2 separate regions of the Homo sapiens genome follow, and region 2 is linked to region 1. A link is an interaction called in ENCODE POLR2A ChIA-PET data of the cell type or tissue named here. Cell type or tissue: B cell. All regions are shown on one strand. Region 1 overlaps NSMCE1 (NSE1 component of SMC5/6 complex). Region 2 overlaps IL4R (interleukin 4 receptor).

What was found. ChIA-PET counts read pairs that join two places held together with the same protein. Peaks named below come from ENCODE experiments on the same cell type or tissue, not always from the same donor. Only the 100,000 strongest peaks of a DNase experiment are listed, where the experiment ranks them.
Region 2: POLR2A ChIA-PET joins it to region 1 with 6 read pairs; 13 of 35 experiments call an interaction of 5 or more read pairs at or near these places.

What each region holds. Positions count from the first base shown.
Region 1 is chr16:27,259,106-27,263,105 of GRCh38, reverse strand. All of the region lies in intron 1 of NSMCE1 (NSE1 component of SMC5/6 complex), which reads left to right. Among named protein-coding and RNA genes, the nearest start is that of NSMCE1-DT, 7.1 kb to the left of the region's middle. RefSeq lists an enhancer at 3,673-4,000. In B cell, no CTCF peak of the experiment used is centred here; no DNase peak of the experiment used is centred here.
Region 2 is chr16:27,348,651-27,352,650 of GRCh38, reverse strand. IL4R (interleukin 4 receptor) reads right to left here. Exons shown (of 11, transcript NM_000418.4): 7 at 1-111. Among named protein-coding and RNA genes, the nearest start is that of IL4R, 37 kb to the right of the region's middle. In B cell, no CTCF peak of the experiment used is centred here; no DNase peak of the experiment used is centred here; H3K27ac peaks cover 3,325 bases.

The DNA of each region.
Region 1 (4,000 bases):
TTACACTCCCTCCAACAGTATATAAGTTTCCCTTTTCTCTGCAACCTTGCCAGCATCTGTTATTTTTTGACATTTTGATAATAGCCATTCTGACTGATGTGAGATGGTATCTCATTGTGGTTTTGATTTGCATTTCTCTAATGATCAGTGATACTGAGCTTTTTTTTCATATGCTTGTTGACCACATGTATGTCTTCTTTTTGAAAAATGTTGGTTCATGTCCTTTGCCCAGTTTTTAATGGGGTTGTTTGATTTTCTCTCGTAAATAGTTTGCAAATATTTTCTCCCATTCTGTAGGTTGTCTGTTTACTCTGTTGATAGTTTCTTTTGCTGTGCAGAAGCTCTTAAGTTTAATTAGATCTCATTTGTCAATTTCTGCTTTCATTGTGATTGCTTTTGGTGTCTTTGTCGTGAGATCTTTGCCCGTTCCTGTGTCCAGGATGGTATTGCCTAGGTTGTCTTCCAGGGATTTTATAGTTTTAGGTCTTACATTTAAGTCTTTAATCCATCTTGAATTGATTCCTGTATGTGCTGTAAGGAAGGGGTCCAGCCTCAGTCTTCACATATGGCTAGCCACTTATACTAGCACCATTTATTGAATAGGGAGTCTTTTTCCCATTGCTTCTTTTTGTCATCTTTGTCAAGGATCAGGTGGTCATAGGTGTATGGCCTTAATTTTGGGCTCTCTATTCTGTTCCATTGGTGTATGTGCCTGTTTCTGTACCAGCACCATGCTGTTTAGCCCTGTAGTGTAGTTTGAAGTCGGGTAACGTGATGCCTCCAGCTTTGTTCTTTTTGCTTAGGATTGCTTTCGCTATTCAGGCTCTGTTTTGGTTCCATGTGATTTTTTTTTTTTTTTTTTGAGATGAAGTCTCACTCTGTTGCTCAGGCTGGAGTGCAATGGCGTGATCTTGGCTCACTGCAACCCCCGCCTCCCAGGTTCAAGCGATTCTCCTGCCTCAGCTTCCTGAGTAGCTGGGATTACAGGCGCGTGCCACCCCGCCCAACCAATTTTTGTATTTTTGGTAGCGACAGAGTTTCATCATGTTGGCCAGGCTAGCCTCTTAACTCCTGACCTCAGGTGATCTGCCCGCCTTGGCCTCCCAAAGTGCTGGGATTACAGGCATGAGCCACCGCGCTCGGCCCTGTGTGAATTTTAAAATGCTTTTTCCTTTATTAATGTGGTGACTCACATTGATTGATTTTTAGATGTGAAACCATTGCTGGAATAAACCTAAGTGATGATATGTCATTCCTTTTACATATCTGGATTAAGTTTGTTAGCATTTTGCTTAGGACATACTGTAGCTGTGTTCATGAAAGATACTGGCTTGTAATTTTCCTTTCTTTTGACATCCTTGTTAGGTTTCAGGGCCAAATTAGGTTAGCCTTGTCAGATGGGTTGGGGAGGGTTTGCTTTTTTTCTGGCGCTGCGATTGTGTAACATTTGAAATTATTTGTTTTTAGACTATTTGGTAGAACTTCTTGATAAAGTCATTGGGACCTGAAGTTTTCTTTGTGAGAAGATGGATTTTCTATAAAATGTCATTAATGGTTATAGGAGTGTTTAGGTTTTCAGATAATTCATTCATTAGTTTTGAATAAATTTCCTATGACTTTTTACATAGTTAAATTTCAGATTATTATAAATTATTGATAATATTTTTAAGTATGTTAATTGCAGATATTTGTCTCATTTGCAGTTAATTTCCTTTTTTTTCAAATATTGTTTGTTTATAAGTTTTAGCTCTTGGAAAATCTTGTCAGAAGTTTTTCACTTTTATTATGTTTTTTCAAAGAATAGTTTTGGTTTTGTTGACCTTAGATATATGCTTATTTTCAGTCTTTATTAATTTCTGCCCTTTATTATTTTCTCATTTTACCTTTCTTTGGATTTAATTTGTAGTTCTTTTTATAGTTTCTTTTTTTTTTTTTTTTTGAGACGGAGTCTTGCTTTGTCACCCAGGCTGGAGTGCAATGGTGCCATCTCAGCTCGCTGCAACCTCTGCCTCCCATGTTCCAGCGATTCTCATGCCTCAGCCTCCCGAGTAGTTGGGACTATAGGCACGCACCACCATGCCTGGCTAATTTTTGTATTTTTAGTAGAGATGGGGTTTCACCATGTTAACCAGGCTGGTCTCCACCTCCTGACCTCAGGTGATTGACCTGCCTTGGCCTCTCAAAGTGCTAGGATTATAGGTGTGAGCCACCACGACCAGCCCCCGCAACCTTTTTTTTTTTTTTTTTGAGACAGGGTCTCACTCTGTTGCCCAGCCTGGAGTGCAGTGGTGTGATCACGGTTCACTGCAGCCTCGACCTCCCAGGCTCAAGCAATCTTCCCACCTCAGCCTCCTAAATAGCTGGGACTACGGAGGTGTGCCACTATGCCCAGCTAATTTTTGTGTTTTTTGTGGAGATGGGATTTTGCCATGTTGCTCAAGCTGGTTTTGAACTCCTGGGCTCACTGTGCCCAGCCTATAAGGAACTCTTATAATATAGAGGTAGATTTTATTCATTATTAATTTGATAAGGTTTTAAATCTGGTCTAACAGTCCTTGTCTTTAAGCTGGAACATTTAGTCTATTTTTATTCATTGTTATTACTAATCTAGTTGGATTATTTCTCCTGACTTACTTTGTTTTTTTGTGTTTGTTTTTCCTATCCTGGTTTTCCTTTCCATTATTTTTTCTCATTACATTATTCCCCTTTACTATTTGGAAATTATATACACTATTTGTTTTTTTAAAAGTTGTTACTCTAGAAATTGTAAAATGCAAGTGTAAAATTTATTCATGTCCAGCTTCTACTCCTGACCATCACAAGGCTATTAGAACACTAATCCCAGTGATTGCTCACCTCCCATTTATGTTATTATTTTTGTGTATTTAGTTTTTTAAAAACCTCATTCTTTTTACTGTGGTATTAAAAACTTTTTTTTAAAGATAGAAGCATTTCTTCTGATTTTTACTGTTTTATACAGTTAACTTGGATTTAACCACATATTTACCAACTTTTTTTGCTCTTTATTCTACCCTGCATTTTAGACCTTCCAACTTGTATCCCTTTCTTTCTTCCTGAACTATATGCTTTGGAATTTCCTTTAGGGAGCACCTGCTGGTCACTTGCTCTTTCAGTTTTTTGTTGTTTGGAAATGTTTTTGTCTTATCCTCAGTCTTCAGCTCGTTATAGAATTCTCTGTTGAGACACCCGCTCCCAGCATAGAAGATATGTTTCCACTGTGACCGGCTTCCATTGTTGCCATTGTGATGGCAGCCGGCAGTCTACTTGTTGCTCTTTAGAAGTCATCTGACTTTTTCTTTGATTGTGTTTAATCTCTGGTATTGTGTGGTTTTATTAGGATGAGCCTAGGTGGATATTTTAGAGTTTATTCTGCTTGAGATTTGATGGGATCACAATGACAGTGATTCGTATCATTTGTCCCCACTGCCAAGCCTCGGTGATACCTCATCCCCTTTTGTAGGATCCCTTCAGGAGACTGCTTTCTGGACTCTTTGCCTCCCATTTCTTTCCTCTACACCTCCATGATGCCAAAGAGGATAATCTCCCTAAAACACAGCTAGGCAACACCATGTTCCTGCTTCAAGACCCTTAGTTTGTAGAGATCCTTCATTTGCAGGATAGAAGTCCATTGTTTTTAGCCTAGCACATTCTAACCCTGTGCCCAGAACAACCACTGGCAAATACGGGGGTGCTAAGTACATCGACATGGAATGGCCCTAGTGATAGGAAATAAAGTTGATGACAGGCTGGATTTGAGGTTTAAGGAGAGGAGGACCAGAGTTCGATGCTCAGGTGTGTGGTATGATTGTGTGGACTGCACCGTCCACACCAGATGATTTGCAAAGAGAAGGACTTGGGAGAGGAAAGGGGCTAAGGAGGTGGAAGGAGAGGATGAGTCTAACGTAGGCTTTGTTGAGGTGCAGATTTGGTGAGATGGAGGATATTTTTCTAGCAGGCAGTTGGAGGGACTGGTTATGAG
Region 2 (4,000 bases), 90 kb before region 1:
ATAGCACTGAGCCCAGGCCCTCACCCGTGCCCTGTAGGAAATCCCAGACTTCAGGGTGCTGGCTGCGATGCGGAGGGAGGGTTCTAGGTAGGTCACGTTATAGATTCTGAACTGGTAGAGAAAAGGGAGATGTTAGGGCACCAGCCGGGGGCGAGGGGCACCAGTGCCCACCCTGGTTGCTGTCGTTAGCTGACCCCACCATGTTTAAGAGCCACCAGCCTGGGTATTTGGTTGTTCGTCCTGTTCAGGCCATTGCTTGCCACCTCTGTAACTGTGACCAGGCTACAGCAACATGCGTCAGGCTCCTCGACTAATTAGCTGTATGTTACTTAGGCAAGTTGTTTAACCTTTCTGAGTTTTCGTGAGATAATTCAATCTCATCTGTAAAACAAGGGTAAGAGTCCCTACTACCACTTCCTGGCTGTGTGACCTTAAGTAAGTGACATAACCTCTCTGGACCTCAATGTCCTCATCTGCAAAATGAAGATAATAAAAGTGCCTATCTCCCTTCCCGCAGGGTTGTGGTGATAAGGAAATGGGTTAATATACGTAAGTATTTCAAATAGGGTTTGGTATACAAAAAGCACTGGGTGATCTTTCTAAAGGACTGGCAGGGTCGAGGCATCTCTCTCTGTCCTTCATGGGCTTCCTAGTGTCTCCATGGTCAAGTCCAAACTCACTGGCCTAGAATCCAATGCTCTGCCCAACCTAGCCTCTACTGAGAAGTGACTTCCAAGATCTATTGTTAAGTAAACAAGGGAAGATGCAGATGTGTATGTGTTCTCTGCTTCTTTTTATGTTTTTTGTTTGTTTGTTTGTTTTTTAAAGAGAGATGGGGCTGGGCATGGTGGCTCATGCCTGTAATCCCAGCACTTTGGGAGGCCGAAGTGGGTGGATCACTTGAGGTGAGGAGTTCAAGACCAGCCTGGCCAACATGGTGAAACTCTGTCTCTACTAAAAATACAAAAATTAGCTGGGTGTGGTGGCGGGCACCTGTAATCCCAGCTACTCAGGAGGCTGAGGCAGAAGAATCATTTGAACCTGGGAGGCAGAGATTGTGGTAAGCTGAGATCATGCCACTGCACTCCAGCCTGGGTGACAGAGTGACGACTTCGTCTCGGAAAAAAAAAAAAAAAAAAAGAGAGAGAGAGAGATGGCACAGTGATCACTGCAGACAAACCTAAGATGGCCCCGATGATCCCCACTTTGAATCACATCTTTGTGTCATCTGGTCTTCTCGAGTGTGGGCAGGACCTGCTACTTGTTTCTAACCCACAGAATATGGTAAAGGTGATGGGATATATAGAGGATTTCATGGATGTGATTATATTACAGAAGACTGTAATATCCTACTTGCTAGGCAAGTCTCTCTGCCTTGATGGCTTTGCAAAGGGCACATGGGAAGGAATTCAGGGTTAACTACAACCAACAGCCAGCACGAAACTGAGGCTCTCAGTTCAACAGCCTGCCAGGGACTGAATGTCACCAATATTGTATGAGCTTAGAAGTGACCCTTCCCCAATTGAGCCTCAGATGAAACTGCAGCCCCATCCCACACCTTGATTATAGCCTCACGAGACTCTAAAGCAGAGAACCTGGCTAAGCTATGTCCAGACTCCCAACCACAGAAACTATGAGATAATAAATGGGTGTTGTTTAAAGCTGTGAAGCTGGTAGTACCATTATTATGCAGCAATAGAAAACTAAGACAGCGATGACTGAACACACACATTTGCTTGTATAGACATAAGCTCTCTCTAAAGGATGCACATGCCCTCTGCCTGCCCTAACCTTGCCTCCCTTTCCCTTCTGGCAAGAGACAGACAGCAGTGGTCAGTCTCTGGGAAGAAAAACAGGAGGCTGGAGTCGGGAGAGAAACATGTTTCCATTCTAAGTCCTTTTGTACCATTTGTATTTTTATTTTGTGTAACTATTACTTTTACCCTCCAAAAAAGCTTTAAAAAGTGATACATGAACGCTATATTCATGACTGACCCTGATGGCAAGTGAGCAACCTGAGTTCTCATCCTGTCACCCCTCTCCCTGCGAGATCCAGGGCTATGCACCTCCCTCTCCTCTTCCTCAGCCCCCGGCAGTTTCTTCCTGGTTACTGGCAGCTCCATTTCTGCTTGTGGTTGGAAGCACATTTGGGGAAACCTGGTGCAAAGTGAGCCAAGGGGAGGTTTTTTCACAAGAAAGAAGCAAAGTTCCAAAAGATTGCTGGAGCAACTACAGAGAGTTCAGAGATTTTCCTATTACAGAGGGAGCTGAGGGTGGGGTGTGAGTTGTGGGGAGACTGGGGAAGGGAGAGAAAATTCTCACTCTCTTTTGTCTTTCTTTCTAAACATGAGCAAACAAGAAGCAACAGCTAGATGTAAGTTACCGAAGAAATCTTACACCCTGGAAGGGAGCTGGGAACTGGGAAATGTTTTACTAAGAAACAAAAGAGAAATCTGAGCTTCCAAAGAACTACTTGCGGTTTGTCTGTTTTTTAACAAGAAGGACAGGTGTTTGGGAGACCATCTCTGAGAGAAATGTCCATGGGAGGAAAAAGAGCACAGGCTTGGGAGTTCAAATACTGGGTGCAAATCTCAGATCTGGGCTGGATGCGGTGGCTCAAGCCTGTAATCCCAGCACCTTGGGAGGCTGAGCCAGGGGGATCACTTGAAGCCAGGAGATCCAGACCAGCCCGGACAACATGGCGAGACCCTGTCGCTACTAAAAATACAAAAAATTAGCCTGGCGTGGTGGCCTGTGCCTGTAGTCCCAGCTACCTGGGAGGCAGAGGTGGGAGAATCACCTGATCCCAGGAAGTCAAGGATGCAGTGAGCCATGATCACGCCCCTGCATTCCAGCCTGGGTGATAGAGTGAGACTCTGTCTCAACAACAACAACAACAACAAAAACTCAGCCCTGCCATTTCCAGCTGTGTGACCCTGAGCAATGTGCCTGGCACATAGTAGGCATATAAAATATGGAAACCATTATGAGGCAGGCATTCAGGGCTCTAACTAAACTTTTGGCTTTGTTTGGTGCTTTATCGCTACACATATTCCCACATCCCCCAACCCCATAATCCTCAAACATTCCATGAATTTTCACACCCATAAACCTTTTATCATGCAGTTCCCTCTGCCTGGTCTACCGTTCCCTTCTTTCCCCATCTAGAAAACTCCTATGCATCCTTCAATGCCCAAGCCAAAACTCCCCCTCCACTATGGAACCTTGCCTAGAAATTATCTAGGGGAATGAATGAGTAGCTCTAGCCCCAAAATTCTATAGTAAGTTCCTAATGTTTCTTTCTGGAATTTATCCCACTCAGTATGAGCCACAGTTGGTGCCTATAGTGCTGTGGCAGATGCAGGTGGACACCCGCCCAGCTTTTATGCCATCGGGTTTAGGTGCCCACTGCTTAGGACAGAACTCCACTGCCTGCAACTCCAGGGCCAACCCTCATTAGTCTAAGCCAATTGTGCCAATCCCATCACCTGGCCTATCATTCATCAGAGGGGAGCATGTGGCCAAGCTCTGGCCAATCACTAAATTCTTTATGTTCAGCTCTGTTCTTGGGAAGGGAGAGATGGGGTATCTCAGTTGCCACTGTTCCACCCACAAGAGAAGCTGGACTTCATTCTTCTGCCTCAGACCTGGTATCTGGAGGCCTGTGGCATCCCTGAGCACCAACATACCCCTAAGCCATAGCCCAGGCATGCTGACCAATCCAATCCCATGACTGGCATCTGGTGCCACGTCTTAAACCTGGCTGGCATTTTAGCCAGCACAGTCCTGCTTCCTCTTCCCCAGTTTCCCCTGGGGAAGCCACTCCTGCCTTATTTTCAGTTCATCTGGTTTGGATGGAGCTGAGCCCACCTGCAGCCCTAGAGGCAGGTATGTGACTCCTCCCTGGACAAGCAGGGCCCTCCACCAGCACCCTCTCTCCACCCACAGCCAGTGATTGGTTCAGAGGCTGGCACAGCATCGAAGCCAGGCCACTGAGCAG